Regions from separate parts of the Homo sapiens genome. Here region 2 is linked to region 1. Evidence: chromatin loops called from intact Hi-C (ENCODE). Cell type or tissue: Panc1. All regions are shown on one strand. Each heading gives the region's core, and the rest is flanking DNA. Links, peaks and the distances in the headings are about the cores only. Region 1 has its middle 69 kb from the start of TBX20. Region 2 overlaps LOC105375228 (a long non-coding RNA gene).

Region 1 (16,579 bases), core at 3,716-11,715:
TTCATAGCAGCATCATTCATGATAGGCAAAAAGTGGAGACAACCCAAATGCCCATCAACTGACAAATGGATAAATAAAATGTGGCATATCCATATAATGGAAGATTATTCAGCTATAAAAAATGAAGTATGATAAATGTTACAGCATGGATGAACCTTGAAAACAGGATGCTAAGAGAAGCTGGTCAAAAAGGATTACATGTTATATGATCCCATGCATGTGAAATGTCCAGCATAGAAATATCCATAGAGATGGAAAATGGATTAGTGCATGCCAGAGGCTGGAAGGAGGGAGGAATGGAAATGACTGCAAGTAGGTATGGGGTTTCTTTTAGGAATAGTGAAGATTTAAATTCTGTTAACACTTATAACTAAGACACTGCACTAGCCCTTTAAATATTTCCAAATTTTAATTTTTTAAAAAAAAGTCTACCTTGCTTTTTTTGAACCCAGGCATACAGCCTTAATTAAGAAATATGAAAGCTGCAAAACTCGATGGTTTTTCTACTAATGGATTATAAATTCTCACTAATAAGTATCTCAAAAAGGGTTTCAACGGATGGTACCAAAGATGAGAGCATTTTAAAGTTTCATATTTATCTTTAGGGGATGGGTCCATACTTATGCGAAAGCAGAGCTCTGCTGCCCCCAACAAGTCTGGTGGTCTTGATGTAAACACTTATTATTTATTTAGGGCTGTCTCACTCTCCTCCTTATTCTCTAGTTGCCATTTAGGCTACTAGTAGATAGAAGTAATTAGAAAATAGGAACAAGGAGGCCCACCCTACTTAGAGACTGGGCAGTGCAGGTGAGAAGGAATCAGAGGAATAAAGTTCAGGGATAAGGGGGAGGCCAGGTTGGGGCTGGGCCGAAGAGATGAGAGAGAGATGAGCTCAGCCCTCTGGGTGGGCAATGACAAGTGTAGGTACTAGAGGACAAACTGTGGGATAGATTGCAGAGTAAGACCCTCAGGGTGGAGTCTGAACACATAGCTGGAGGCAGAGGAGGAGGGAAGGAAAAAAGTGGTAAAAAGAGATCTTAGTACAGGCCACTGTATGACTTAGCAGGTGCATCTACCTAAATATTTGTACAAATACCAACTAGAATCAAGTAAGTTTAAAAGACCTTATTTAGGCCATGTCATCCAAAGTATTTTATAGTTGAGGAAATCAGAACTAGAGAAACAAAGTAAATTGGCCAAAGCATACTGGGCCTAGTCTAGTGATATATCTTCAACTCTATATTATAATCAAAGTTCAATCTTAAATCAACCTAAAATATTATATTATGTAAAATACAGCACACAGATTCATTATGTATCATTGGCACTTTTACTATGTTTTGCATTTAATCTGCCCATAAATATTCTGAAACTCATTCTTTAAATCATTTCCTGTTTGCCCCAAAAATACTCATCTCTAATCCTACTGTAACATCATCATCTACATTTCTGTTACATTAGGATTAGAGACAAATTCTGTTTATAAATAACTCTAAGAACAGTTTTTATATTTTATTTTCATGTTGAAAATCAGTCAGATTTGCTTCAGCCTCAAAGTGTTTATGTAAAATTAAATGAGCACTGGCAGCAAGCTGCACTTTTTTTTTTTACTAAATGGGGAAAATGGACTAACATAGTAGAGGCTTTTGCTTATTAATATTGAATGTAGTAATTCTTACATTAGTTACTTTGGTGGTAAATAAAAATAATCTCAATATGATGGAGTTTGTACATGGTATATTACCATCAAATCCAGGGAAAAATGGATTTTGTAGATTTGGGGATGTGGTACATGTATATAAGTATTGTTGTGTATATGTTGGTTAAGTCATTTAACAGTGATAACTGAGTACCAATCTGGTTCAAATGAATGTGCATATACTATTGAATTGTGCAGTCTCTCTACTTGGAGCTGAAAGAATCTCCCAGTTAATTTATGGATCACCTCCCTCCCTTTGAATAAGACACGCCTTTATAGGCATGTCTTATCTGATAAAGGCCTGGAGTTGTTTATAAGGTATGTCGTATCTGACATAGGCCTGGAGCACTACACGACCGGGGCATGGGTGGCTTACAGAGCTCTAGTTTTTTGGTTTTGGGGTTTTTTTTGGGGGGTTAGGAGTGGGGAGTGGATAGCCCCCTCATGGACACAGAAAATAGATTGGAACTCTTGGAAATTCCAACTTGTTATTACAGATGCCTTTCTTCCATAGTCCAAAAGACAGCATTATGCAAAGTATCACTTACAGATGCATTTACATCTAAGCTTGCTGTATGCTTCACGGCAAGTTGGTGTCTTTCCACTTTCTCCTTGATGAAGACCTGCATCCAATATGAATTTAAAGAGGCTCTGTAAAGTAATTCGACAGCAGCAAATATGCTATTTAAAAATGAGTCAATCCAAGATATGTAAATCCAAGAAAGGTTTTAGACTGAAGCAGTTGTTTTATAAAATACACACGTCCAAAGACACTTTTTTTAGTGGAGGCAACTTGCTGAAGAAGAATTTGAAAGGATCTTTTAACATTTATAAGCAGACCAATTTGAAATTACCTAGAGAATAAGTAAGCTCCAAGAAGAACATACCTATGGCTATCCTATTTTTGAAGGCAAAAATGGAGCTACAAAATTAAACAAAGGATGTATTTCATGTTTGAATTTGTAGAAAAAGTCTTAGAAAGGTATAATGAAAATAAATAAAATTACTAAATAAAATAACTATGAGATCCTAAGAATTTTGCCACCATCTTTGGGAATAACTAATGCTGATAAAGTACAAACTAATACTTTGGTGCCAATTCCAACTCCTTGCACGGTACAAAGGGGGAAAAGTATCTTAATGCATAAGAAATTATGAGACAGCACAAATAAAAACCAATCTTTTATGCAGAAAGTTTCAATTAAAGTGAAATTCATATTTTAAATTACGAAATTATAACCGGAAAAGTTTGTAATGTTTTCAAAATGGTCTTCGCTAAACCACCTCTATCTAGCCTGGAGGCTAGAGATGGAACTTAACTATCCACTTAAATTATATCTATGTATTTGTGCAAAGTTAAAACTTTAAATCTAATAAATTATTCGAATCAATTAAAACAAAGTCATTATTATTTGGAAAACTAAATCTTGGCCATGATGAATATGTTAATTATTTTGACATATGAAATATGCAATGTAATTTTTATGTGGGGTTACATTTGGAATTTTCCTACATTTCATATTTAGTAAATGGATTTATTATAAGAACAGTGATTTTTTTTAAAGAATGAATTTAATAAGTAACTAAGTTTTGAAATTTTGATTTACAGATCATTATTGCCATCTGCTGGTTACATAGTTTAATTGCATTTTTTAAAATTCCCAATTGTTTTACTAAAAGACAAAGGAAAAACTGAGGCAAGTTTTAGATATCCATAACCGGATTAGAGATTTCTATGTAAGACAGATAATTTGCAGCCAGGTGCAGTGGCTCATACCTGTAATCTCAATACTTTGGGAGGCAGAGGCGGCAGGAGTGTTTGAGGCTAGGAGTTTTAGACCAGCCTGGGCAACATAGTGATACCCCATCTCTACAAAAATAAACAAATTAGCTGTGTGTGGTGGCCTGCACCTGTAGTCCTTGCTACTCAGGAGACTGAGGCAGGAGGATCCCTTGAGCCCAGGAGTTCAAGGTTTCAGTGAGCACCATCACACTTTAGCCTGTGTGACAGTGAGACCCTATCTTGAGAAAAAAAAAAAAAAAGCTAAATCATTTGCAGCCAACAGACACATGAAAAAATGCTCATCATCCCTGGCCATTAGAGAAATGCAAATCAAAACCACAATGAGATACCATCTCACACCAGTTAGAATGGCGATCATTAAAAAGTCAGGAAGCAACAGGTGCTGGAGAGGATGTGGAGAAATAGGAACACTTTTACACTGTTGGTGGGACTGTAAACTAGTTCAACCATTGTGGAAGACAGTGTGGCGATTCCTCAGGGATCTAGAAGTAGAAATACCATTTGACCCAGCCATCCCATTACTAGGTATATACCCAGAGGATTATAAATCATGCTGCTATAAAGACACATACACACATATGTTTATTGCGGCACTATTCACAATAGCAAAGACTTGGAACCAACCCAAATGTCCAACAATGATAGACTGGATTAAGAAAATGTGGCACATATACACCATGGAATACTCTGCAGCCATAAAAAATGATGAGTTCATGTCCTTTGTAGGGACATGGATGAAGCTGGAAACCAGCATTCTCAGCAAACTATCACAAGGACAAAAAATCAAACACCGCATGTTCTCACTCACAGGTGGGAATTGAACAATGAGAACACCTGGACACAGGAAGGGGAACATCACACACTGGGGCCTGTCGTGGGGTGGGGGGAGGGGGAGGGATAGCATTAGGAGACATACCTAATGTAAATGATGAGTTAATGGGTGCAGCACACCAACATGGCACATGTATACATATGTAACAAACCTGCATGTTGTGCACGTGTACCCTAGAACTTAAAGTATAATAAAAACATATATAAAAAAACATATATATATATAAATCATGAGGCATCTCTGTTTCAAAGATGATAAGATAATGCAAGAATATATTGCATCTTATCTAATTATAATGTGCTATTTTAATTGTCAATTAATCATAGATTAAATTATCAACCTAACTGCTTTAAGTTATTGTCATTGGTTAGTATACAGCTAAAATGTGACTCAAATAACCATTCAAAATAATGAGGTCAAAATAAGTGACCACTGTTACAGAAGCTGTAAAAACATGAAAACATCCATGATTCTATTCAACTGCACATAAAACTAAGTGTCATGATTTCCCTCTTATATACAAATCTACTCCTCTCCTTAGTAGGAGTAGATACATAATGATTTAGGCAACTATCTCTCAGTTAACTAATGAACCTAAAACATGTATTACTGTTTAATAATTACTAACATATCACTTGATGACAAAGAAACCAAGTGAGCAAAATATTAATTGGAAGTATTGGCAAAAATAGCAATTACTTTTGCACCAACCTAAAAATACTCACGAGTGCACTATAGGATGGCCGGTCTAGAACATAATAAAGGAACATTTGTTTAAGCATGTGGTGTGTTTTTGATGCTTTACAAGCATTAATTCATTCAATCATACCATCAGTAAGACAAATATAACTGTCTTCATTTTTCAGATGAGGAAATTAATCCTAGAGTGGCTAAATTACCAGCTCAAGGTCATACATTGGTAATCTTCCTATATGAGTCCCCTGTGTAAAAGATTTAGAGCAGCACATGGCACACAGTTAATTTTGTGTGTTTACTAAACATATGAATCATAAAATATATCCTGCTTCTTTTTTCCTTTAACATTATATCATGACTATTTTCCTATATCATTAAATATCCATGCAAAATGACTTTGGTGGCTGTAATGCTTCACTATATGAATGTTTCATAACTTAGTGTTTGATACTGAGGCCACTTCTATTTTTTAACGATATAAATAATAGCACAATGAACATTCTTATAAAAAGATTAATTTTTTAAATGATAAAAATGACCAGATTTGTACTTTCATGGGCTAGACCATGGGTAAGAGCATTTTGTATCCCACCAGGACACCAAGTGATGCAAAAGGCAATTGGAAACTCCAGAAAAAACAAACTGACCAAAAAGAAAAACAATAGCTCCACTTCACTTATTGTTCCAAAAAACATTAAAACAGTCATATTTTAAAATAAGGTGCTTTATTTTGAGTTTGCCTAGCCATTCAAGAATATATTCTCATCAACCACAGTAAATACTTTGTATTTTAAATGCAGTATTGGACAGATAGAATTTATTAGCTGTTAAAACTTGGGCAAATAACTACATCCTGATGCTTGATTTAAAATTTGCATACAGTTATTGCATGAATTGAGAAAACATTTTGAGCACCAAACACAATGCCAGGAATGTAGAAATGCTCCTTGAAAAAAATCTCCCAAAACAAAAAATGAGCAGTAGTAGCACTTACTGAATTTAACTGAGTGACAAGATAAATAGTACTGTCGGTTAAGTGCTCTAGACCTTCAGAAAAAGCATAATTAATATGGGCTGGAGAAATGGGCTGGGGCTTGGAAGGTGACAGCTTTCAGATGGGCAGGGAGAAAAGGATGTAAAAGCCAAGGGATGGCTTTTCCACATGAATAAAGGAATTCAGCAGTTATGATGTCTCAGGCTGTGGACTTCACCTGAAATGACTGAGATGGAAGATTTTGTGCCCGAGGAAGTGGGAAATTAAAGTTGAAAAGGTATATTGGGCAAATATTGAAGGCATTGGTGAGCAAGCCTAGGACTTGATTTGTGGGCCACGAACATTTTTGTGCTGTGTTGCATCAGGAAAAATTAACCTGGCCACAATGAGCCATGCTTTAGACTGGTGAGTTAGGATATGGGAGTTCAATGTGATCCATCATCAAACAGATGGCAAGTGAAGCGGTGTGGGCTCCAGCATGTGGCCCGTGACAGAGGACATGGAAAATGTCAGTGGCCCCAGTGCATCTGTGCCAGCCGCTTTGGCCTCTTGTAGGGCTGCGCGGTGACTGGGAGGTAAGCGCTCCCCTCTTAGTTGGTCCTGGCTGGTGCTGAAAGCGCTTGAGCACACCGCTCCTAGGGCCGATGACTTCTGAGGAACCTCATTGGAAAAGCATTTTGCTCTAAGATTCAGTAAACGCTGTTCCGTGCCAAGGAAGTGGCGTCAACCTGAGGCTCTGGGATCAGACCCACCGGACTCACGCCGGCTCTGCCACGTGTTGCCCGCAGTCTCCGCCCGTTCCCTCCGCGTTGGCAACGGGCACTGACTGCCCGATACCTCAGCGATCGTAGAGACTTTCCTAATGCCGGGCGCACCACCGGCGGGCCAGCGGTTCCGTTGGCTTCCCTGACACACTTCCTACAGTCATTTCTTTCAGCTGAGATCTTCCCCTTTAATACCTCGTTAATTAACGTGTAACCTTTTGGTTAAAATGTCAGAGCTAAGACTAAACCTGAAGAAAAGAATGAAACCACAGGAAGTTCTTCAGACTTAGTCGCCAGCAAGGTTATGGCCCGAAGCGGTGCAGGGGCGGCGCGCCGGGAAGCTACTGGCAGAGCTGTGCGCACTGGGGGGTGCTGCAAGCGCTGGGGAGAGTGTGGAGAGGCTGCGTGGAGCTGCGCGCTCGGGGTGGGAGCTGCACTCCCAATGAAGCGCGTGAAGGGCAAGCGGTGATGGGTTCTGCGCCAGTGGGGCTGGGAGCGTGTTGGGGGCTGTACGTGGGGCTGCGCGCAAGGTGAGAACTGCGCATGTGGGCTTGGGGACTGCGCGCACCGAAGGCTGCAGGCGCTGGGGAGGGTGTTGGGGGCTGTGCGTGGGGCTGCCCTCACCGGAAGCTGCACGCTCGGGGAAGCGCAGAGGCGGGGTGCTGCGCGCGCTGGGGAGCACGTGGGGGGACACGCAGGGGGACACGCAGGGACTGCCCGCGCGAATGGCTTCGAACGCATGCGCTCCACCCTACATTTCACAGTCGCCATGACGACCGGGAGGTCCGCTCGTCAACGGCTAGTCAACGGCTGCGGGGACAAGTCCGTTGAGGCTGCCAGGCGAGTCAGGCCTTTCTGGACCTCGCCTGACTCGGATGGGCTGTGCCTGAAATTGACCCAGCTCCACTAGGGATTATGAAGAAACAAGGAGTAAACCCAAAGCCGCTGCAATCTTCCCGCCCCAGCCCGTCTAAGCGGCCGTACGGGGCCTCCCCCGCCCGGGAGCTGGAGGTGGAAAAGTCGGCCCTAGGCGGCGGGAAACTGCCAGGGGGCGCCAGGAGGTCCTCCCCGGGGAGGATCCCAAATCTGAAAAAGCGAAAAGGCTTGGAGCTAAAGGTGGTGGCCAAGACCCTTCTCGACCCCTTCCAGTTCGTCCGTAATTCCCTGGCGCAGCTCCGGGAAGAGGTGCACGAACTGCAGGCGCGGTGGTTCCCCAGCAGAACCACTCTCAGCATCGGTAAGGAGAGGGCAGGAGAGCCCTAGGAGGGAGCCGCATGGCGCTTTTCTTGAGTCTTGAAGGAGATCAGTTTAACAAGCAAGGGTTTGTGGGTGCCTAGTAGGAAATAATAGCAAGGTCTGAGTAGAAAGAAGTTGGCCAAAAATCTTGTCATTGAACCAGAGGAGAGAGAGAGATAGGGAGTATATTGGTTTGAAGGGCTGTCAGATCGCAGAGAGTGTTTTAAGGTCTAGGAGTTTTAAAGGCTGGGGGCAAGGATCAAGGGAAGAGGATGAGATTAAGATTCCAAGAGAGGAAATAATTAGTGGAGCAAGTCTTGGAATATTTGGAGGGGTAGAGTTAAGGGCACAAATTTGATAAGCTAACTGTGGAAAAGAGGAGAGAGACTTCCTTTTCTGAGATGGCAGGGAGTAGAAAAGCGAGAATTACTATATGGAGAAATGTTAAAGTGGAGATAAAAGAAGTTGGGAGTGCTGGCGTCTAATGGTCTTTGTTTCAGTGAAGTATGAGGCTGGGTCACCTTCAGAGGTGAGATTGATAGGATGCCGGGGTCCGGGGGACATGCTTCTGTCACAGCTTGGAAAGGGCATGTGATAAGCCCTTCAAGCATTTAGAATACTGGCATCGTTACACCATATCATTTTTTTCAGATGTGGTATGTGGGTTAAGGGAGGGAGTGAGAGACACAGAAAGATTTTGAGCATCTTTGGAAAGCTAGATGAATTTGGTACTATATTTGACCTTTTCCTTATATATCATCTGAAGAGTTTTTTCAGTGTATATAATTGTTAGGAGAATTAGAAATAGGATACAAATATAGTTGAACAGGATAGTCTCTGTATATTTTAAAATTAATGAAGCCTAATAAACAGTTATGAGCATCTTTACAACCATTTAAAGTTTTCAACCTTTTAAAAATTATAGCAACCGTGCTTGCAGACAGTCCAAAAATACACCATGGGCCATACTTTGCTTATCCTGGTATAAAACAAGTAAATCTTCCGGGAAGTGTTTAAGATAAGCCCAGGACAGTTAGTAATATAGGAAAAGATCTGGGTAAGCATGGTTGAGAATTTCAACATTGCAATTTTTTAATTTTTAAAAATTTAATTTCTTCAATAATTATTGAATTAATTTGCATTTATTTTGTTAGCCAAGTGAAGTAATTTTTGAATTTTTAAGAGGCTATTATTGGTGGTTTATAAGATGACTTGCCAAGTATATTTGGGATAACCATAAGAAATACTATTATAAAATCTCAGAAGGGAGGTAGGACTTCTGGAATAGCCAAGAAAATGCACTCCTCCATGACGACAATGAAAATACTTGGAAAATTATCAAAATCATTTTCTTCAAACTTTGGAAATTAACCAAAGGTTTACAACAATCTAAAGGGCATTAATTCAAGAAAAGCTGCTGAACCTCTATAAGAACAGCAGAGTTTGTGGTGTTTTAACTTGTTCTATTCCCCACTCTTCTCTCTCCAGGGGAATTGAAAACAAGCAATTCCCCAACCAAACAGGGGCACAGGCTGCGTTTGCAGCTCCTGTAAAAGCTCCATACCCAGAGCAGTGTCTCCCAGCTCCCAGGTGAAGTCTTATGTATACATGGGGCGTTGGCCCACGTGACTCCAGACTAGTCTCCTAGGCCATCTAGTAGCTTCTAGGTCTGGGCTCTTGCAAAGAGCTTGCAATTCATCAAGGGTTGAGCTGCACATTGGGGCTTTTAGATGTGCTGCTGAGGAAGTGATTTCCTGCGTTTAATCATCTTCTGATGAATGGTAGAGAAACTGATCTAGAGTGGCTCCTCTTGGTTAGAACTAGCTGAAGCATACTGTATATACTTACTTCTTTTAAAAATTTCTTATAAAGGAATAGAAAATAATACTGAAAAAAAAACAAAAAAGGTCACAATCTTCCATAATTCCATCACTCTTACCAATTACCTGAAGTAAAAAAACCCTCTCAAGTTTCTCCCTTTACTTGTCGAGCCCTGCTGCAGAGAGGTAAGCTCTGTTCAGAATTTGCTTTGTGTCCTGGATTTTTTCCTATGCTCATAGAGACAGGATTAGCTGGCTGTCTTGCTTTGTGTGCTATCTTTCTAGACATGTAAAATAATACATTTGAAATACTTGTTTTAATGGTATTTTATAATAAAGCAGCTATTAATAACTTTCCTTTTTTTTTTATTCCAGCCATCTTTGTGGCAATTCTACATTGGTAAGATTTAGTTTCAGTTTGAAATATTTAAAAACTTTTGAATTAAAAATCGCCATCACTCTTTGCATACAGTAAAACAATAACTTCTGGCTATATTTGTAGAACATCTTTATGTGCACCAATTTATACATGTATTTTGCTTTTTTACAAACCTCATATGTGAAACAGCATTTACAAAATAGATGCATTAGGGGAATAGTAACTTACGAATTAAAATATTTTTGCTTTACCAAATAATTCACCACACGTTTCTTTAAATATCTGGCTTCTCTAGTGTATTTTGCATGTGTAGTTCATTTAAAACCTTCCTTTATTTTATGGTAATTATATGTTGCTAGTGAAATAACTTTTTTTTTTTTTTTTGAGACAGAGTCTTGCTCTGTCTCCGAGGCTGGAGTGCAGTGGCGTGATCTTGACTCACTGCAACCTCTGCCTCACAGGCACCAGTGATCCTCGTGCCTCAGCCTTCCAAGTAGCTGGGATTACAGGTGTGCACCACCACACCCAGCCAATTTGTTGTATTTTTGGTGGAGACAAGGTTTCACCATGTTGGCCAGGCTGGTGTCAAACTCCTGGCCTCAAATGATCCACCTGCCTCGGCCTCTCAAAGTGTTGGGATTACAGGCATGAGCCACCACACTCAGCCAGTGAAATAACTTTGGTGATAAAGTTTTAGTAACACCTGCCAATTGGAAATCAGGTAAAAAAGAAGATAAAGATTCTGCAGTGGTTATATGGTTAAATGGCTCTGAGTCTTTCAGTGTGCAAGTCTGTGTACATTATTTTACAAAAATGTTTATAAAAATTTGTAAAATAATACTTCCTTCTGGAATATTTTCTTTTTACCTGTGCTCAGTGATTTCTACCCTTGGAAGGTATGAGATCTGCTCCTATGTTCTGTTGACACAGTGCTGCTCTAGACATTTAGTCTGCAGGGAGCTTTTGATGTTAGAACTGAGGCTGCAATGGTAGGGAATATTCCTGCAGTTTTTGGTAACCTGGCATATAGCCTACATGTAAAGAAGGGTTAGTGGAAAACAGGGTTAATATATGGAACTTTGCTTTATTTTCAACTTCACTGGAAAGTACTGACTACATAAGTTAGCTATAGCATAATTGTTGGCCACAGCTAATTTTGTTTATCACATATGCTCCTTTCTTCACTGCCGACAGCTGTTGAGTTTCACTACTAAAAGGTCTTCAAGTACACACCTGTATTCTTTGGCACTTGAAAGTTGATCCCTTATGTGATATTATACTTATTGTAAGTCTGCTTTGATCTAAGGTAATTTTATTTAAAATTATATTCTGAACCCTTTTCAACAGTTACGGAGGTATTTCCCAAGGCTGGTACATTAGAATCACTTGAAACTTAAAAAACAAACACTAACCTGCCTCTGTTCTGATTTAGAGGCCTGGGATGGAAGGAAGGGTGAAAAAAGCCACAAGAATTTTAGATATACAATTAAGGTGTTTTTTTTGTTTGTTTGTTTTTTTGAGATAGAGTCCTCTATCTGACTCCCAGGCTGGAGTGCAATGGCATGATCTCTGCTCACTGCAACCTCCACCTCCTGGGTTCAAGAAATTCTTCTGCCTCAGCCTCCCTAGCAGCCAGGATTACAGACATGCACTACCATGGCTGGCTAATTTTTGTGTTTTTAGTAGAGACGGGGTTTCACCATGTTGGCAAGGCTGGTCTCGAACTCCTCACCTCAAGTGATCTGCCCGCCTCGGGCTCGGGCTCCTAAAGTGCTGGAATTACAGGCATGAGCCAACGCACCCGGCCACAATTAAGCTTAAAAACCACTGAGTTAAGGAGTTTCAGGTGTGTGCCATACTGGATTATAAATGCCTAAAAACATACAAGTTAGTAGGCAAATTATAAAATTAATATTATAATAATTTATTGTTTTCTTTTTTATGGCTTTCTTATTGCTTATTTTACTGTTAGTTTTGAAACTTGTTCTTATTGTAATATGATACTTAATTTTTTTCTAGGTTACATTTAGTAACACTTTTTGAAAATGATCGTCATTTCTCTCACCTCTCATCTTTGGAATGGGAGATGACTTTTCGCACTAAAATGGTTAGATTTCTTCTTCTAACGAATTAATTTGTGGTTTAAGAATAGCGAGACTATGAGGTAGAAATGTATTAGGAATTGAAATGAACTTTTGGTGAATTGCACTGTTTCATAAGCTATAACCCAGGTTTATTATTTAAATAGTAAAGTGTTTGAGATTATTTTTCTTTTACTTCATTATCTCTCACCCTTTCCTAATGCAGACTTCTTTTTAAGATAATAAAGATGAATTATAATAGCTGAGGAAGGAGGACAAAGAAAGCACTGAAGAAGTGATAAAGGGGAATGAAATGAGATGTTATCAGAAATTGCTTTCTCTTTGGCTACAGTTAGGAGATCCCATGTTTTACCTGGGCCTTTTAATGATGACGATTATTATTTGGCTCTCTTTTGATTTCAAGATAATCTCTTCTAAGAGATAACTTTTGATATAATTTTTAAATAATTTTCTGTTTTTCAATACTTAATCTTTAAAATGGAGTTTTCTGCCGTACATATCTCACATAATTATTGTGAGGAGTAAGTGGGATAGCAAATGCCAAAATTGCGCAATTTTACATTTAGAAGACACCACAACCGTCCATCTTCCAGATCTGCTCACAGCTGGTCGGGCGCCTAGTGAAGCATTGAAACTGGCTCTCCTCAGTCTAGCCATTGCTTTTTGTTTAAATTATGGTAAAACTTAGATTTAAATTTGTAATAAAAAATTTCAATGTTTATCCTTTAAGCATACAATTCAGTGAGATTAAGTACATTTATGTTGTCTTGCAACTATTACCACTGTCCACATCCGGAACTTTTTGCTATCCCAAACAGAAACTCTACCCACTAAACACTAATCACACCCAGCTCTATTTTCTGTCTCTATGATTTTGCCTATGCCAGGCCCCTCAGTCACTGCTTTTTAATTTTCATCCCTATATTGCCCCTATAAAGTTTCAAAGCATTGGATACATTAACATATGTATGACATTTGAACATTTTAAAGGTATTTCCAAAGACAGAATATAAAATATTATTAAATAAAGAGCGTAACTGTGGCAGAGTCTGGACTTTGGTGACAGATCGCTGGATTCTAATAGCAGTTCTGTGCTTTATTGTATGATGGCTAGTCAGGTCACCTCTCAGATTCTCAGTAATCTCGTCTGCTCAATAGAAATAATGCCAACCTTAGAGGGGTTTAGGGAAAATGAAGGGAGATAATGAATGGCAACACATAGCAGAATACTTAACACAAAACAATAGCTGTTATTAGTAACTTATTTATATATTTAATATTTCCCTAAATATAGTCTTTTGCATATTAGATATCCTTTAATTGTTGTATTGCTTTGTTATCCTCCTAAGCAGAAAGGAAAATTCTTTATGAATTCATATTTTGCCAATCAACTATGAGGTAATGGCCTTTCAGACATCAGCTAAAACAGACCTGTAATTTAGTAGTTACTCGTGTTGGATGAGGCAGATATGATTATAGCATATAGCATTTTTTAGGGAGAATGCATTTTAAACAATGTGGCCCTTTTTTGCTTTTAGATTTTAGGAGTGAAAGCAAGAAATTGTTGGGGAAATAAGACACAACATGCTGTTGTTAATCCATGAATTTTAACTCAACAGCACTTTTACTATCCCAATGAAGCCTTTATTTTATATGCTGAAGTATAAGACACTAAAATAAGCTGCTTTTTAGTACATAGCATTTGTGAGCAACAATAGTCAATTGACATTGAGCTTTCACTTTGCACAGAGGATTAGATGGAGCTATGAATTAAGCTAGAAGCACTGGATTCCTTGCTCGTGATGCTTATGGTCATTATATTTTATTTCCTAAGAGCATGGGAAAAAAAGTAATTTTCTATATGCAAAGTTGTACAGAGGCATGAAGGCATCCCTGTTTATGATAGAATTAATCAGATATCAACCTTCAAGCATCTCAAATGTGGGGGATAAAACCAGATTTGGGAAAATCAAACATATACTGTCTACACATTTTAAGACATTATTAGAGAAACTCTTTAAATTGTTTGACCATCCCTCCAACTCTTTAGTTTGAAAGCCTATAGAAAATTTGAAAGAATAGTACAGTGATCACCTGAAAATACGTGTTCTTTAAAGTCCAAGAATGCAAAATAGCGAGGAGTGATTAAGAAGTCTTATTATTAACTTTTTTTTTCAGAAAAAAAGTTCTAAAGAAGTGATAAAAATAAATATTTTAAAGTTTTAATTCCATTGACAATATGTGCCTTTTTTTTTTTTAAAAAGGGACTTTATTATTCCTACTTCAAGACCATCATTGAAGCACCTTCATTTTTGGAAGGACTGTGGATGATTATGAATGACAGGCTTACTGAATATCCTCTTGTAATTAATACAGTAAAACGCTTCCATCTTTATCCAGAGGTGAGTCATAATTTGAGACAAATAATATTTGTAGAGTGATCCTCTTTGTCAGATAAAAATAGTAAGCACAATCTTGTTAAGAAAGGGAGGGGACGTTTCAGGTTTACTAATTGTATGTATCCTTATAGTTGAGTAGAGTATCATAAGTTCCTCTCTTAAAATTTAAAGACCCCAGAAACTGTTCTCTCATGAACTCAAAGAATGAAACTTAGTGTGTAAATAATGGCCAGGGTAATAGACAAGCCAAATGGAAAAGAGAGTCATGGGAGCCAAAAAGTTCTAAATAGGGATGGGCTTTTGGCTTTGGACACCTCATGGGTGAGCACGATGACCACGTGAAGGGACAGTGAGAGTGATGAGCTTGAATAGTGATCTTGGAGTTACGTTAGTAAAGTAAGATTTATTTAGTCACACAGCCAGAAATCTATTACTATTTTCCAACACTTAGCCTAAAAGAGTATGGTTGTTATAGTAGTCTATAAATGCTAGAAATTTGAAAAACGGAGACAAAATTAGTGAACTCAGTTTGTGAACTCAAGATAAATGCTAAATTTGACACCATAGTAAATACTACTGTTGAGTTTAAAGTTGTCTCAGAATCCAGCATATTAATGAAAAGTTACTGCTTTCTAGTCCTTTATTCATATTTTTATAGCTTTTAAAAATTATTATTCTTTAGATTTTGAAATGCTTAAAGCTACAGACTTAGAAAATAATATTCAAATATGTGTGATCAACCATTTAAAATAAATAAATGCTAATCTTTGTCATTTTTGCATCAGCTATTTTAAAATAATTAAAATATTATAAATACAGTTAAAATCACCTTTGTTCTGCTCCTAGTCCAACTTATACCTTTATTAAAATTTGGTGTGTGTATCCATCCAATCTCTGTTTTCAGAGATTGTTTTATTATATGCTTTTAAGTCCACATAAATGATCTCATACTGAATGTGTCACTGTAGGATTTTTTTCTTCAAAATTGCATTTTTGAACTTTCTGTATATATATATTTCTTTAATTTTAACCGTTTTATGAATTGTAAAGTTTATGTATTTCCCCATCTTAATATATTATTTCCAAATTTTTGATTACAAGCAATGTAATCTAAAATGTACATTTTTGTATGGTTTTCTTCTGTATATGTGCAATATTTTGTCTAGGATATATACCTAGAAATGGAATTGTTGTTATACAGTGTGTGCTTTTTCAGCTTTACCAGATATTGGTAAATTGCTGTCTGAAGCAAATGTGGCAGTTCACACTGCTGTCTAGAATTTTCTCATATCCTTATTAGATTTTGAGTTGTCAGACCCTGTGATTTTTACTCTTATGATGGCTGTGATATGCTTTTTTGTTTTAATTTGTACCTCCCTTATTATTTATGGGGATAAATATATTTCCATGTTTAATAAACATTTGGATTTGTTCTTCTAGCAACAACATATATAAATCTTTGTCACCAAATCAGCTTTTTTGAGGTATGACTTACATGTAATAAAATGTGCCAATTTTGAGTGTACCATTCTCTGAGTTTTGACAAATGTATGAAGCTATATATCCATGACCACAATTGAGTTACAAAACATTTTCGGAATGCCAAAAAATGCTCCATTGTGGTAACTGTCTTTTCCCCCATTGAATTAATTGTCTCGGTACAATCGTTGAAAATTGGTTGACCACATTATATGTGAATCTGTTTCTGGACTCTGTTATTCTCTTGATCTATAATTATGCCAATACCACACTGTCTTGATTACTGTAACTTTAGAATAAATCTTGAAAGTAGATAGTTCTCCAACTTTTTCCTTTTTAAAATTGCATTTCTATCTAAATATTAGGGTCAGCTTA
Region 2 (16,579 bases), core at 4,407-12,406, 110 kb after region 1:
TTGTAGGAACTACAGCTCAGATATGAGTATCAAAAACATGCTATGGTAAAGAAGCCAAAAATGAAAAGACTACATAATATATTTATATGAAATTCTAGAAAAAGAAAACTATAGCGCAGAAAGTACAGTAGTTGCCTGAGGCCATGTTTGGGGAAGATGGTAGATTGCAAAAGGGCACAGGGAACTTGTGGGAGTGATGGAAATTTTCTGTATTACGATTGTGGTAGTGCTTACACATCTATACACATTTGCCCATACCTGGCAAACTTTACACATAAAATAGGTGAAGTTTTATTGTGTATAACTTATACTTCAATATAGATGTTAAAAAATTAGAAATCAATTTTGTCTGACTCCTTCCCTTTAATGACTGCCATCCAGGATTACTCTCTAGGGAGGAAAGTGTCTCATTTAGCCCAGTCATAGAGCCACCCAAAATGGGAAAGCATTGAAGAAAACAAATTGCCATAAGAGTCTCCTGTCCCTGCCTTGGATCATTTCATGCTAATCCAAGGCAGTTTATGCTAAAAAATGTTAAATTTATCAGGAATTCGATTAGGTTTTAATTTGTCTATTTTACTACAAATGGGCCTTATGTTTAGATGGTGATGGCACTTGGAAATTATATTTATGTTTGTTTCATCTTGAAAGTGTGCTTTTACATATATATTTATGAATGTATATTGAAGCTTTATTATTAGGATATGTCTTTCATTTGGTTAAATGAGATGTGAAAATGCAACATGCTTAATTTCATTCTATTTTTTAAATTTCTAAACATTGAAATTGTTTTTTGAAATGACGCTTTAAAATATTTAACTTATGAAATAAATTTGTCTCTGAAAATCTAGATGTTGTGTTATGTATCTATTTTCTCTAGACAGGAATACATTTCTAATATGGATATATATGTCTGTCTTTTTTCAGGCCTGGTTGCAGTATGCTTGAAATCTGTGATGTGGAAGACCCTTCCAATGCAGCTAACCCTCCCTTATGTAGCGTCCTGCTCAAAGATGCCAGGCCTTACTTCACCACAGTATTTCAGAATAGTGTGTACAGAGTATTGAGGGTTAACTGAGAAGGAAACTACCCATTACACTATGGCACAATGTGGTGTGTCAAAAACAATCACCCTTTGGCTTATTTACATTAATAAAAATCACAAGCTTTAATAACAGACACTTAAAAATAAGATAAAAATGGATTGAAAGTTTCTCTGATTACTAAAAGGTAAATTACTTTTCTGTTCATTGAATGTCAGCCTTATTAAGCTTGTCATATAAGTTATTAAATCATTCATGTCATACTGCATAAACAAATGTTCATTTCAGAATTTTAAAGAAAAATGTATATAAAAGAACAATGAATTTTAATAAATCAAGGGTACGTAAGTCCTTTTTCATCCAACTAGGTGAATTGCTTCAGATTTTCCCTAGTACCAGAGTGTACCTGCTCAAACTCTTTGAACCACTTAAGGGAGAAGAACGCAAGCTCTGAAATGACATCCTTAAAATGCTGATACTGATCACAACCTCTTTACCTCTGTGAGCAAATTGTAACAGTGTGTCTTTTAAGGTGTTTTTATTTCACCAGCCCTTAAGAAAGATCTCTAATACCTTTTAATACTTTTTTTTTATAATTTCAAGTTGAAGTGTTTTTAAAAACACCTTGTTTTGTAACGTTTTGAATCTCTTGAGATGTATTTACCCCACTAGATACATATTTGCCACTGGTTAGTTCTCCATCTAAGCTCAAGAGGTTATTCATCTCTCTTTAGATTCCAATGGTTTTTCTTTTAACATCCAGGTAAAATAGAAACTGCTATGGTATACAACCAAATTTTGGGGTTAAACATAATCAGAAAAGAAAATCCAGTTAAATTTATGAAGTGAGATTTTCAGATCCTAGATCTTGAATAAAGCAAACGGCTTTTCATCTTGATGGCCCCAAAGCTTGTTGGTCATGGTCTTTATTTCTGGCCACTATCATCTTCTTAAATAATATATTTTTAAGCCCTCATTTATTTTTGGTTTTGGATGAGGAAAGTCATGTTTTCTAAGTCCTCTCCCCTAATAAAACCTACCCAACAATAGTGCTTTGAAAAGTGGTAGTTATCTTGAAGATAGATACTCTTGCCAAATGCAAAGATAAACATTCTTTTTGTCTGCTTTATAAATATGAAATATGCCAGATCTATAGTATTTTAATGTGCATCTACTTTAAATGAGTCATCTTGGGGTTTTTATAATTCCCTTACATTCTTGCCCCTCTACACTTGAAATAACAAAATGCCTTAATTTTATAGATTAGTTCTCTTATAGCAGACAGGCAGCTATATGCAGCAAAACCAATAAAGTTATTTTTCAACTTTAATAGTTGTAAAATGTTATAACAGAATACATAACAGCTAAGAAAACATGCCACATTTTATTTTAGCATTTTCAAATAATTTGTTTTTGGTGTAAGCACAGGATAAAAAAGGAGAGCGTCAAAGAAAAGAGACTTAAAAAAATAACATTCATAAAAATTAACAAAGTATATTTTGGATGATGTTTTTACAGGAAATAGTTTAAGTTGGTAGAATTTTTAAAATGGTACTGTATTAGCTAATAAAATATTCAGTACATATATATGTTTGGATTTATGCATTAAAAAACTAATAAAATTATTTCCAACTTTTGTATTTGTAAATTATTTTGGTACAGGAGACAAAGCATCTAAGAAAGCATGCCGCACATTTTACTTATTTTAGCATTTTCAAATAATCTGTTTCAGTGATGTGTGGGACAAAAAAGGAAAAGAGACGTAACACCTAACATAAAATTAAAGTAACACATTTCAGATGATGTTACAGTAGCAAAGACTTGTAACTAACCCAAATACCCATCAATGATAGACTGGATAAAGAAAATGTGTCACATACACACCATGGAATACTATGCAGCCATAAAAAAGGATGAGTTCATGTCCTTTGCAGGGACGTGGATGAAGCTGGAAGCCATCGTTCTCAGCAAACTAACACAAGATCAGAAAACCAAACACCATATGTTCTCACTCATAAGTGGGAGTTGAACAATGAGAACACATGGACACAGAGAGGGGAACATCACACAAGGGCCTGTTGGTGGGGGGCAAGGGGAGGGAGAGCATTAGGACAAATACCTAATGCATGCAGGACTTAAACCCTAAATGACGGGTCGATAGGTGCAGCAAACCACCATGGCACATGTATACCTATGTAACAAACCTGCATGTTTTGCACATGTATCCCAGAACTTAAAGTAAAATAAATTTTAAAAAGTCAGTAGAACTCAACAAAAAATGGATGAGCTGTACTAATAAAATGTTCCATACACATACGATGTTTTCATATATATTTATGTTATTTTCATGTACTAGCTGTGTTAAGTAACTGTAAAGCCCTTGAAGATCCTGTTTTCTGTCTTTTCTCATCCTTCACAATGCATACATTTTGAAATTGAAATTGTTCTCATATAAAGGGAGAAATAGGTTGCTGGGCTTACTAGCCATGTTTACACTGGCAGTGCTCTTTCTTAGCCATTTAAAAATGATTCTGTATAGTCTTACACAGAAGGCAATATACTATGATGGAAATAGTGTGAGCTGTGCAATGAGATGTATCGAAGTTTGAATACTGCTTCCATTAGTTAGGTACCTACCATGTATTCAAAAGATATTCATTAAACACTTACTGTATGTCAGGCACCATGCTATGGTTGGTCATGTTACTTAACTCCATGAGCTTTCTTCACCTGTAAAGCAGAACTCACAATACCTACTTGGCGGAGTCATTATGAGGATTAGTGAAACAAAGTTTTGAAGTACCTGGCACATAAAGGCACTCAACAAACATTAGTTTCTTCTGCACTACCCACTACAACTCACTAATAACCATTTCAGTAATATCAAGTTGCAGAGTGAGGTTAGCTCATTTCAGAATTCCAAATAGTCTCCCCTTTATTTGATGTCAACAAATAGGAGTACTGGGCTGCAGCTTGTTCTTATACAAATTGTTCTACTGAATTCTTGCCTGTATAAATTTTATTTTTTATTCTTTTGAAACATGAGGAGATTTTCACTTAATTCAATGAAGCTTTTTCCATAGTTTCTAGGATCCTATGTTTGCACACTAATCTGCAACTATGGCTAGAAGTGAGGTGCACACAAGCTGCAACAATTCCTTCATCTGCTTCATCCGGTTGTCAGAAGCAAATGCACAGCTTCAACAGTATCTGTGTTCTACCACTTTGCTGCTGATAGACACCAAAAATCTGAGTACTTTAATAATAAAATTATGTTTATATTTTTATACATTACATGTTCCTATTATACACGAAGGACAAACTCACAGAAAAATTAGTTTTGAAAAAAACAGGACATTTTAAAGAAGGGGACAATTATATATATACATACACATAGCAGCAAAAATGGCAATAGCTCAAAAGTGGTTAAGATATACATACAGACACTGCAATGAACATCTTAGTGCATACTTTATGATTTTAAAGTTATTTCCATAGGAAAGATTTCATAAAGTTAAATTTCCTTAAAAAAACTGTGGACACCCTTAAAGCCTTCAATGCAGTTAGCCTCAAATTACCTTTGCAAAGGTATGTGTGCACCTTTTGGATTGTATGCACCACCAAAAGTTAGTGTGTATAACAATGCTCATTTTACAACACTCTCACTGGGATTAATTAGCCTTATTAAGAATATATTTTGCTAATTTGTGAGGCCCAAAATAGTATTTGTTATTATTCTCATTTGTATTTGTTCTATGTCCAGAAAAACTCACCATATTCTTTAGAAAGTGTATGTCTCTGAAGCTCTGTATGGGTTCATATTCTTTAATTCATCGAGTCTGTTCATAAAGGATGGGGATTGAGATAAGGGGAAAGAAAAATCTTTGAAAATTCTTAATAAGAGAAATATAAGGACATTTTCAAAAGGACAGGTATATATATATAACTTCATGCACAAAAGTCAAATTTAAATGGGTCAAGGACTTAAATGAAAGTAAAATGTTTAAAGTCTTAGAAGAAAATAGGGAAATACAGATTAAAACCACATGGTAATATTTACATTCAGATAAGAATTGGTGAGGACAGGGTGCCACAAGAACTCTCATGAAATTATAGTAGGAGTGTAAATTGGTACAGCCACCTTAGAAAATAAGTTGTTAATTCCTAATAAGTTTTAAAGTATGTAGTCTCTGCAATTTATAGTGTCACCCTAAAGAAATGTTGTTACAAATATACCAAGGAAACCAATTACAAGAATCTTCATGGAAGCATTATTTGTACCTGAGGAAAAAAAGCTGAAAACAACTCAAAGGCCCACCAACAGAATGGATAAAATGGATATTTCCATACAACGTAATATTGTAAAGGAATGAATGTGATCTACAGTGACAAGCATCAGTGGGAACCAATGTCAAATAGACTGTTAAAAAACTAAGTCATCAAAGGGGATGTGTGTGCATGTCAATATATATGCCATTTACATAGGGCCTAAAAGCAAACAAGACAATATTATAGAAGATATAGTGTGGCAAAACAGCGAAAGCATAGGCATAATTAATTCAAAACATAGGCTGGTGATCACTTCTAGGAAAGAATGCAATACAGGAGAAGCCCTGGGTGCTTCAATGTTAATATTCAATTCCTTGGTGTTAAGTATACAAGTGTTCATTTTATAATTCTTTAAAATGTGTGTGTATATATGTATATAATGCTTAATATATATTTATACTCTTCAAAGTAGGGCTTTGATTCCTCATCAGTGGTTCTTAAACCTCATGTTCTCTTTAGGTAACTCTGGGAGCCTAAATAAGCATCAAGAGTTGTTCTGATGACACGTCCAGCTATTCAAATAAATGTTCAAATTGTAGATTTTATTGTTTCCATTTGTGCAATGTATTTTTTTCCTTCCAACTTCTATTTTAGGTGCAGGAGTACATTTGCAGGTTTGTTATATAGGTAAATTGCATGTCATGGGGTTTGGTGTACAGATTATTTTGTCACCCAGGTAATAAGCATCGTACCTGATAGGTATTTTCTCAGTCCTCGCTCTCCTCCAACCCTCCACCCTCAAGTAGGCCCTGGTGCCTATTATTCCCTTCTTTTTGTCCATGTGGGCTCAGTGTTTAGCTCCTACTTATAGGGAGCACATACAGTATTTGGTTTTCTGTTCTGTGTTAGTTCACTTAGGATACTGGCCTCCAGCTCCATCCATGTTGCTGCAGAGGATGTGATCTCATTTTTTTATATGGCTGTACAGTATTCCATGGTATATATGTACCACATTTTCTTTATCCATTCTGCCATTGATGAGCATTTAGGTTGATTCCATGTCTTTGCTATTGTGAATAATGCTGCAATGAACATACATGTATATGTGTTTTTATGGTAGAACAATTTATATTCCTTTGGGTATATATCCAGTAATGGGATTGCTGGGTTGAATGATAGCTCTATTTTGAATTCTTTGAAAAATCTCCAAACTGCTTTCCACAGTGGCCAAACTGGTTTACATTTCCACCAGCAGTGTATAAGTGTTCTCTTCTCCACAACTTCACCAGCATCTTTTTTTTTTTTTTTTTTTTTTTTTACTTTTTCATCATAGCTATTCTGACTGGTGTGAGATGGTATCTTACTGTGGTCTTGATTTGCATTTCTCTAATGATTAGTGATGGTGAACATTTTTTCATATGCTTGTTGCCTACATGCACGTCTTCTTTTGAGAAGTGTCTGTTCACACTTTTTGCCCATTTTTAATGAGGTTGTTTGTTTTTGCTTGTTGATTTAAGTTCCTTATAGGTGCTGGATATTAGACCTTTGTCAGATGCATAGCTTGCAGGTGTTTTCCTCCATTCTGTAGGTTGTATGTTTACTCTGTTGATAGTTTCTTTTACTGTGCAGAAGCTCTTTAGTTTTATTAGATCCCATTTGTCAATTTTCGTTTTTGCCGCAATTGCTCTTGGCATCTTCATCATGAAGTCTTTGCCAAGGCATATGTCCATGGCCTTTCTTGTTTTCTTCTAGGGTTTTGATAGTTTTAAGTTTTACATTCAAATCTTTCATCCATCTTGAGTTGATTTTTGTATATGGTGTAAGGAAAGAGTGGTACGGTGTCTTAAAAATTACCAGATTGTGTTTCATAGGATTTTGAAAAAAAGATGTCATTCATAGAAATTGCATTAAAATTCACATCTCTCAGGATGTGTTTCTTCATCTGTACATAGGTGATAATACCTACCTCATAGAATTACGAGGATCAAGCCAAGTGTTCCATGTCAATGTGCATTATTAAGGGCTACACATGTGATCCACTTTAATACCACCAGACAATAGGCCAACTTTGAATTGGATGTTAATAAAAAAGCTATGATGTATTCATAATCCAAAAGAGCAAATAAGATTATTTATATTTGACTTAGAATAATTTTTTGAGGAGCTTTTGCAGCTACTGACTTCTTTAGTATGCTTGCCTGAGATTAAAATAGATATTGACTTCCTTATTGTGCTTTTCTGAGATTAAAATTCTTTCATATCCTTTGAGCCCATATAGATAATGGCTTTTACTTTTAAAATTTTCTTCCAAGAGATACATATAACTCATATGTAAATATTGAGATTATTCAGATGAAGCTGCAAAGCCAGTTCACAGACTATACTGGATTGAATCATATCCAAGAACCTATGAATTTTATTTAAAAAGCACCTCAGCTATTGAAAAGAGCAAGACTGTTTACACAGCTTCATACAGACCTAAGAAATACAATGGAGATCATACATGAGAGTTATTTCTTTAACAAGGATGGTGTGGCAGCCACAAAAGTACACCACCTTTAGGGTACTCCTCTGAGAACCTGCTGTCCAGCTGCAGGGAGCAGAGGTAACTGACAGCCTTCAACTGTAGCGCCATCAGCATGTGCATGGCATTCACTCTGGGTCACATTCTTCCTGGGTAACCCCCAGCCAATGACTGAGCAAGGAAGATATACTAGTCTGTTCTCACATTGCTATAAGGAAATACCCAAAACTGGGTAATTTATAAAGGTAAGAGGTTTAATTGACTCACAGTTCAGCATGGCTGGGGAGGCCTGAGGAAACTTACAATCATGGCAGAAGGTGAAGGGGAAGCAAGCCACCTTCTTCACAAGGTGGCAGGAGGGAGAAATGAGCGCAGGAGAAACTACCAAACACTTACAAAATCATCAGCTCTCGTGAGAACTCACTACCACGAGAACAGCATGGGAGAAAACACCCCCATGATTCAATTACATCCACCTGGCCTCTCCCTTGACATGTGGGTATTATGGGGATTACAATTCAAGATGAGATTTTGGGTGGGGACAGAGCCAAACCAGATGAGAAGGGTACTGTAGGGCCTGGCTGTTTCAGCCCAATGCTGAACTGCTTCATCAGGCAATCTTTGCTCTGAAGCTGCTCACTGAGCAAGCCAAGCCCTGGTCAGCCGTCCTTTGCAGCTGGAGGCTCTCCCGCTTTCTTCCTCTTTCATAGATGTCAACGGGCCTCACAGCTGAAGGCTTTACCCACCCAGTCCTGCTCCCCATCCTCTAACAGCTATGACACCTTCCTAGTTTCACCCCTTCACCCGTTCCAGTTTTACATAAGTTTTCCTCACTACACAGAGATGGTGTGGTGCCACCAAGATCATTATTCATTTTACAACCTTACTGGGATCCCCTGATGATATCCCTCTGAGACTGCAGCACAGTAGACCCTGGCAGAAGACAGGACCCTGTACCTATAAGATGCCTTTTCTATCTCACAGATCCAAACCATTGTCAGATTTTAGAGTTCCTAGTATGGAGAAAAGTCCCTTGGGAACAGTAGAGCCTGGATTGAACTCTTTTAAAATAAGTAGGAGGTAGGCGCTTGTGGTCCCAGCTACTCGGGAAGCTGAGGCAGGAGGATCGCTGGAGCCCAGGATGCAGAGAAACACGATTGCGCCACTGCACTGCAGCGTGGGCAACAGAGTGAGACTGTCTCAAGAGAAAAAAAAAAAGTGAGTGTGCAAAATGTTCATTTTATGTATACTTAGTGCCATCTGCTGGCTATGAAATATGATAGCATTTGTCATGAAATTACAAAAAGTGTTAAGGTGCTAGTTTGCACGTTTTCATGGAAAATGGGAGAAAGCAAGAGAACTCAAGGACATGCACTACATTTTAGTTTTGTTTGAGTTGTGATGATCTCAGTGGCTCTTCTCTCCCTCACCCACCCACCTCTCCTATTTGTTCAATCTCTCTCCCTCCTCTGGTGCCTTAAAAGGGTCTCCATGCTTTGCATCCCTCCTCCACTCCACGATCAGGGACCCGCCCGGCATCACACGTTCTGCTTCAGCAACAATGAATTGCTGGAAATTTCCAGCAACTCTTTTTCCTGCCAGTGCTCACACTGTACCCTTGCCTGTTAAGGTCTTACATGTCTTCCTCCCACACCCCTGCCTCTCACCTGCTCAGATGTCCCCTCCTGCCAGCAGCCAGTCCTGACCATCCCCTCTGTGCTCTGCTAATGCCACTCCACCTGTCACATAGTTCGATCATTTAAAAATGATCTGTTTTCCTTTGAAGTCTTTCATTGAACTCTGAATTACTTAATAAAAGGGTTTGTATATTATTTATTCCTGTTTTCCACCCGACACCGTACCTGGAACATAGCAGATGCTCAGCAAACATTGCACAAAAGAATAATGTGGAAAATAAATGGTTAAAACATAGAAAAATTTTAAAGATAGGGTATTTGGGTCACTTTTACTGTTTTCTGTCCCTACAATATGGCTGAATCATCCCCCATATGGCTCAACATTTTCTTAGTTCTTTTAAAAGTACCCAACACTATATTGAGTGCTCTGGGGATCAAAATAATAGTATATATATTAAGGCTGGGTTTGAATCCCTGCTCTACCATTTACTAGCTGGGCAATTTATATAACACTTTAAAATTTCATCATCTGTAAAGTGGAAATATTAAAGGTATCTTCTTCAAAAGTGACATTTGGAAAAAAAAATAAAGTAATACATGTAAAGCATATGAGATTCAGTAAGCACTGGGTTAGTGGTGAGTTGTTTTTGTTGTTATTGCTAAGACCCAGGAACCCATTGTTTGAAGATCAGCATAGAGCACTTACTGGTTGGGTGGGATTTCTGTTCTCTACTCAATGGTTTGTTTATTCTTTAGAGACTGTCCCCTCTAGAGTCTATTATTAATATTTTCTTATGCCAATTTATGGGAGTTTTACTATTGTGCTGTTTCTCTAATAATAGCTAATTTATATCTTTAATTTTTAAAAGCCATTATGCTGGAAACAGAACATTCATACAAACAATACATGAATGAATGTAGGTTATACTGCAAAATAGCTGGTTACTATAATGTAGTGGTATTCCATGGCTTTAAGTTTAAAAATAACTTCACATTTACTAGAGTGGACTTACCCTCCAGGCATAAAATTTTAAAACCCAACAACTCCAGGCCTCCAGAGTCTTTACTTCCCACTAACTTCTCACCAGTGAAGGCGAAGCTAATGAAAAAGGATAGATGACTGCTTCTCAATTGGAAATGGATCCAAATACCATCAAGGGAATTGGTGTTGGGTATACAGATTTTACCTACTGTCACAGGCTGGCTGGGTGGAGGATGGGGAAGGTGGTGGTATCGGTCTACTTTTAGAGTTTTAAATGTTTCTCTGAATTCCTGTAGCAGATAATTTTGAGAAAATTTTGCCTAGAGAAAGAGTCTGAAACCAAAAAGCTAATCAGAAGCAAAGGTTTGCAGCTTGGATCTTTAACATTAATAAGTCTATTGCTTTTTCCTACCTCCCACTCCTGCTACCTGAAGAAGGTGAGTAGGAGGGGAGGGATTTTGAAAGAAGAGGGATGTGGAGGGAAAAGGACATAAGTGGTGGTTGGGTAGATGACAGATAGTGGTTGTCTGCCTGCCACCCATCTAGGTATGTCTCCACGGGTGGCCTCTGCTTTTGCCCACAGGGGACTCATTCACGCACAAAGGAAGATGACAGACAATTGGCCAGAACATAGAGCACTGAAATGAAACACAAAGGCCACTCTTGGGCCTCTGTGTTTCATCACAATTATGTTAGTTTGCTAGGGTGCCATCATCAAGTACCACAGACAGGTGTCGGAGATCAAGGTATCTATCAGGAGGGTTAGTATCTTCTGGGATCTTTCCTCTTGATTTGCAGATAAGTGTTTTCTCCCTGTGTCTTCACATGATCTTTCCTCTATGCCTGTTGTGTCCTAATCTCCTTTTCATATAAATTCACAGTTGAGCACATAACTCGTATTTAATACCATATGTTGGAATAAAAAGCCTTATAGCAATGCATAGGATAGAAATTCTTTTCTTTAAAACTTAGTTTGAGTATTTTGCAGTAATGAAAAATGGTCCTGACATACAGAATGCCATCTAGCTTACACCTGCATGGGGCATGCATGGCATGAGGCATGCAGAAGAAAAAGATGAGCAATCCTTACCTGAAAAGAGACCACCCTCTCCTTTAATGGGAGGGGAAATTAAAGAATAATTTAATGGGAGGGGAAATTAAAGAATAATGCCCATAGTTTGCTGCAAACACTATTGCTCAATTTAATACTGTAATGGAATCTACAATGTGTGTACAATCATTGTTAACTATACCTTTATTATCTTTATAATGTTGAGGTAAAGAGCTTTCTGCTATTATGCATTAATAACTCCATCCCTAATGCCATCATGGTTCTAGTGTCCAGGGAAGGAGTCTGTATTAGTCTGCTTTCACACTGATATAAAGAATGCCAACAGAGACTGGGTAATTTATAAAGAAAGGAGGTTTAATTGACTCACAGTTCTGCATGGCTGGGGGGCCCTCAGGAAATTCACAATCATGGTGGAAGACAAGGCACATCTTACACAGCAGCAGGTGAGACAGAGAGAGAGAGAGAGAGAGAGAGAGAGAACGAACCAGGAAGTGCCACACTTTAAAACCATCAGCTCTCATGAGAACTCACTCACTATCATGAGAACAGCATGGGGGAAACCACCTCCATGATCCAATCACTTCCCACCAGGTTCCTCCCTTGACATCTGAGGATTACAATTTGAAATGAGATTTTGGTGGGGACACAGAGACAAACCATATTATTTCACCCCTGGCCCCTCCAAAATTTCATGTCCCTTTCAAGTTTCAAAACCAACCATTCCCTCCCAAGAGTCTTAAAGTCTTAACTCATTCCAGTATTAACCTGAAAGTCCAAGTCCAGAGTCTCATCTAAGACAAGGCAAGTTCCTTCTACCTATGAGTCTGTAAAATCAAAAGCAAGTTAGTTACTTCCAAGATACAATAGGGGGCCAGGTGCAGTGGCTCACACCTGTGATCCCAGCACTTTGGGAGGCCGAGGCAGGTGGATCACCTGAGGTCAGGAGTTCAAGACCAGCCTACCCAACATGGTGAAACCCCATCTCTACTAAAGATACAAAAATTAGCTGGGTGTGGTGGCCGGCGCTTATAGTCCCAGCTACTTAGGAGGCTGAGGCAGGAGAACTGCTTGAATGTGGGAGTTAGAGGTTGCAGTGAACCGAGATCACACCAGTGCACTCCAGCCTGGGTGACAGAGGGAGACTCCATCTCAAAAAGAAAAAAAAAGATACAGTAGCGGTACAGCCATTGGGTAAGTATTCCCATCCAAATGGGAGAAATTGGCCAAAATAAAGGGCCCACAGGCCACATGAAAATCTAAAACCCAGCCGGGCAGTCATTAAATCTTAAAGCTCCAAAATGATCTCCTTTGACTCCATGTCTCACCCAGGGCACGCTAATGCAAGGGGTGGGTTCCCATGGCCTTGGGCAGCTCCACCCCTGTGGCTTAGCAGGGTACAGCCCCTCCAGCTGCTTTCATGGGATGGCATTGAATGCCTGTGGCTTTTTCAGGTGCAAGGTGCAAGCTGTTGGTGGATCTACCTTTCTGGGGTCTGGAGGATAGTAGCCCTTTTCTCACAGCTCCACAAGGCAGTACCTCAGTGGAGACTCTGTATGGGCGCTCCAACCCCACATTTCCCTTCTGCACTGCCTAACAGAGGTTCTCTATAAGGGCTCCACCCCTCTAGCAGACTTCTGCCTGCTTTTCCACACATCCTCTGAAATCCAGATGGAGGTTCTGAAAGCTCAACTCTTGTCTTCTGAATACTCACAGGCCCAACATCATGTGGAAGCTGCCAAGGTTTTGGGGCTTGCATTCTCTGAAGCAATGCCCTGAGCTGTACCTTGGCCCCTCTTAGCCACAGCTGGAGCTGGAGTGGCTGGGATGCAGGACGCCATGTCCCAAGGCTGCACAGAGCAGCAGGGCCCAGGGCCCTGAGGACATTTTCCCTCTTAGGCTTTTGGGCCTGTGATGGGATGGGCTACTTTGAAGATCTCTGAAATGCCCTGGAGACATTTATCCCATTGTCTTGGTGATTAACATTTGGCTCCTTGTTACTTATGCAAATTTCTGCAGCTGGCTTGAATTTCTTCCCAGAAAAATTTCTACCACATAGTCAGGCTGTACATTTTCCAAATCTTTATGCTCTGCTTCCCTTTTAAATGTAAGTTCCAATTTCAAACCATCTCTTTGTGAGCGCATGTAACTGAACGCTTTCAGAATCAACCAGATTACCTCTTGAATGCTTTGCTGCTTAGAAATTTCTTCTGCCAGACACCCTAAATCATCTCTCTTAAGTTCAAAGTTCCATAGATCTCCGGAGCAGGTGCAAAATGCTGCCAGGCTCTTTGCTAAAGCATAGTAAGAGTGACCTTTACTCCAGCTCCCAATAGGTTCCTCATTTCCATCTGAGACCATCTCAGCCCGGACTTCATTGTCTATATCATATATCACTATTAGCATTTTGGTCAAAACAATTCAACAAGTCTGTAGGAAGTTCCAAACTTTCATTCATCCTCTTGTCTTCATCTGAGCCTTCCAAACTGTTCCAACTTCTGCCTGTTATCCAGTTCCAAAGTTGCTTCCACGTTCTCAAGTTATCTTTATAGCAGTACCACACTACCTTGGTACCAATTCTCTGTTTTAGTCCGTTTTCACACTGCTATGAAGAATACCACCAGAGACTGAGTATTTATAAAGAAAGGAGGTTTAATTGACTCATAGTTCTGCATGGCTGGGGAGGCCTCAGGAAACTTACAATCATGGTAGAAGGTGAAGGGGAAGCAAGGCACATCTTACCTGCGGCAGGCAACAGAGAGAGAGAGAGAGACTGCAAGAGAGAGAGAGAGACAGAAAGCGAGTGAGCGAGAGCAAGCGTCAGGAAGTACCACACTTTAAAACCATCAGCTCTTGTGACAACTATCATGAGAATAGGATGGGGGAAACCACCCCCAAGATCCAATCACCTCCCACCAGGTTCTTCCCTTGGCACCTGAGGATTACAATTCAAGATGAGATTTCAGTGGGGACACAAAGTCAAACCATATCAGAGTCTTCCTCTTAAAATTCATGGAAAGGTCATCTCTATCTAATCTCTCTCTGATGCTTCTTTTGGCAGTATCACTAAAGACATTTCCATCCCAGAGAGTAGATGTGGAGGATGTCAGATTCAAAAAGAAAAAATTATTTGTCATTGGTTACAACCACAAAACCATTTACTATAGTTTTAATATTGTGAATATCTGTTCTGATCCCAAGAGATCATCAGTCAAGTAGAGAAAAATAGAACAAACTATTTCTAGAGTGTCTAAAGCATTCATTCTATCATTTTAGTAGATGATATACATGAACATCAACATCCAGTCATTTCCTGAATAAGACAAGACATTATAATTTACCTTAGAGTGAAGCTGTTCTCATAGAATTTACATTGTGCAATTTTGCTTTTTCACATGAATAAATTAGGGGCTCAGGAAGTAGAAGGACAAATAAGGCAGAGAACAAGCAGGAAAAATAATTGAGGTAGGACCAGTAATCCATGGAGGATCCCCAAGTTCAGGTGAAAGCATAGAATATATCTGAATGTGAGAGTTGAGCCAAAGATAGACTCATTTAGCCATGGACTCACTGATGTGTGATCAAAGAAAAATAAGTCTGAAGAGCACTGGAAACCCAGGCAACAGTCATGGAGGAAATGGATAGTCAAACACTAGTAAAAATAATAATAATAGCCATCATTTACAGGCTTACTCTTTCCTAGACTCTTTATATATTATATAATTTAATCTTCAGGACATCTTAGTAAAACTGTTTTGCAGATGAGAAAATTGGGTCTCAGAGATGTCAAGTGCCTTTCTTAAGGCCCTCCAACTAGACAGGGGCAAAGCTTGCCATTAGATTTGGGCCTGTCTAATCCATTAATACAATCAAACAAAACCACTGTGTCCTGGATGGAAGTCATTAATTTAAAGGGAAGTAGAACTAGACACCTAGAAACTAAGAGATCCAGGAGTTCTCATTGTATATTTGGGACTAGGTGGTAGAGGACATGAAGAACAAGGAATAGCTGGCTGGGAATGAAAGCACTGACCCTCCTGCAAGAGAAAAGTAAGACAGAAACCGTGTAGTTGAAGAACCCAGATTCCAAAGGTTATCTCAAGCATTGTTTCAAAAATTGTTGACCAAGCAAATTACTCAGCTCTTCTCATCCAGAACCTTCTCGGGCTTGGTGTAGACCTGGAATCCAGGGCAGGACTGAACCTCAGGGATGGGGACCAGTGTCCACCAGTGCACACAGTGGAGAGGGGAAGGGAAGAAAGCCAAAAGGCCATTAATTAAACCCAGGGACTCCTGGCTCCCAGCAGGATCCTATTCTTTCTCTTCCCACAGTAAGAAGCTAGTGGGGAGATACAGACGCCAGGTGAATCCCTCAGCTGACTAGTCAGCTGTAGGATAACTGGGAAAGTGAGAGGATCCTGCATCCTCTTGAGGAAGTGCAGCTTTCTGCTGTCCAGGCTCTGGAGTCCCTGCTAGATTTGCTCACACACAGGACTTGCACTGGGCAGAAGTCTGTGGCACATGCCTTCAAAGCATTCCATTAGCTGGAATTTAAAATTCTCTGACGGAAATCAGAATCCTGTCTGAAGGCAATTTTGCAACAGTGTGAGATGTGCATGAGGCTCCTGAGGGCCATGGAGCTGTTCCAGGCAATTCGATGAATGGAGCGTTCAGCCGGACAGGGCAGGCACTCAATTTAAAACATGCAGGTGAATGACTGATGGGACCTCTTGCTCAAACATCTCGAATGCATTTTGCCAGGCTCTCCAAGTGTGTAAAAGTCTTGGAAGATAACATGAAATTGCCTTGACTGCACTCATAAAATGGCTGGATGTAAATGCCCTTTAAAAATAAAAAAAATAAAAAAACTAAAGAGCATTTTTAAGGCTTTTGCTTCACAATAGGATGAAAATGATTTGAGCTGGGAGCACGATGATGTCAGTGAAGTGTGGCTCAGCCACGCTTTTGGTAGTTAATGCAGTCAGAGACACAGAGAAAGTCAGAAAACCTATTCTAAAATGATGTCTTAATGCAAAAAGAAAAAGCAGTGATGTG

What was found. A loop is a pair of places that touch in the nucleus more often than their neighbours do. Peaks named below come from ENCODE experiments on the same cell type or tissue, not always from the same donor. Only the 100,000 strongest peaks of a DNase experiment are listed, where the experiment ranks them.
Region 2: it touches region 1 in a loop (4-fold over the local background); 4 of 110 quality-filtered maps call a loop at or near these places.

The regions. Positions count from the first base shown.
Region 1 is chr7:35,177,167-35,193,745 of GRCh38, reverse strand. It overlaps the pseudogene DPY19L2P1. Among named protein-coding and RNA genes, the nearest start is that of TBX20, 69 kb to the left of the region's middle. In Panc1, for the core only: CTCF peaks have their summits at 7,652 and 7,858; no DNase peak of the experiment used is centred there; H3K4me3 peaks cover 2,740 bases; H3K27ac peaks cover 1,981 bases.
Region 2 is chr7:35,066,089-35,082,667 of GRCh38, reverse strand. All of the region lies in intron 1 of LOC105375228 (a long non-coding RNA gene), which reads right to left. It also overlaps the pseudogene DPY19L2P1. Among named protein-coding and RNA genes, the nearest start is that of DPY19L1, 37 kb to the right of the region's middle. In Panc1, for the core only: CTCF peaks have their summits at 8,894 and 9,097 (motif pointing left); a DNase peak (open chromatin) is centred at 9,037; H3K4me3 peaks cover 184 bases.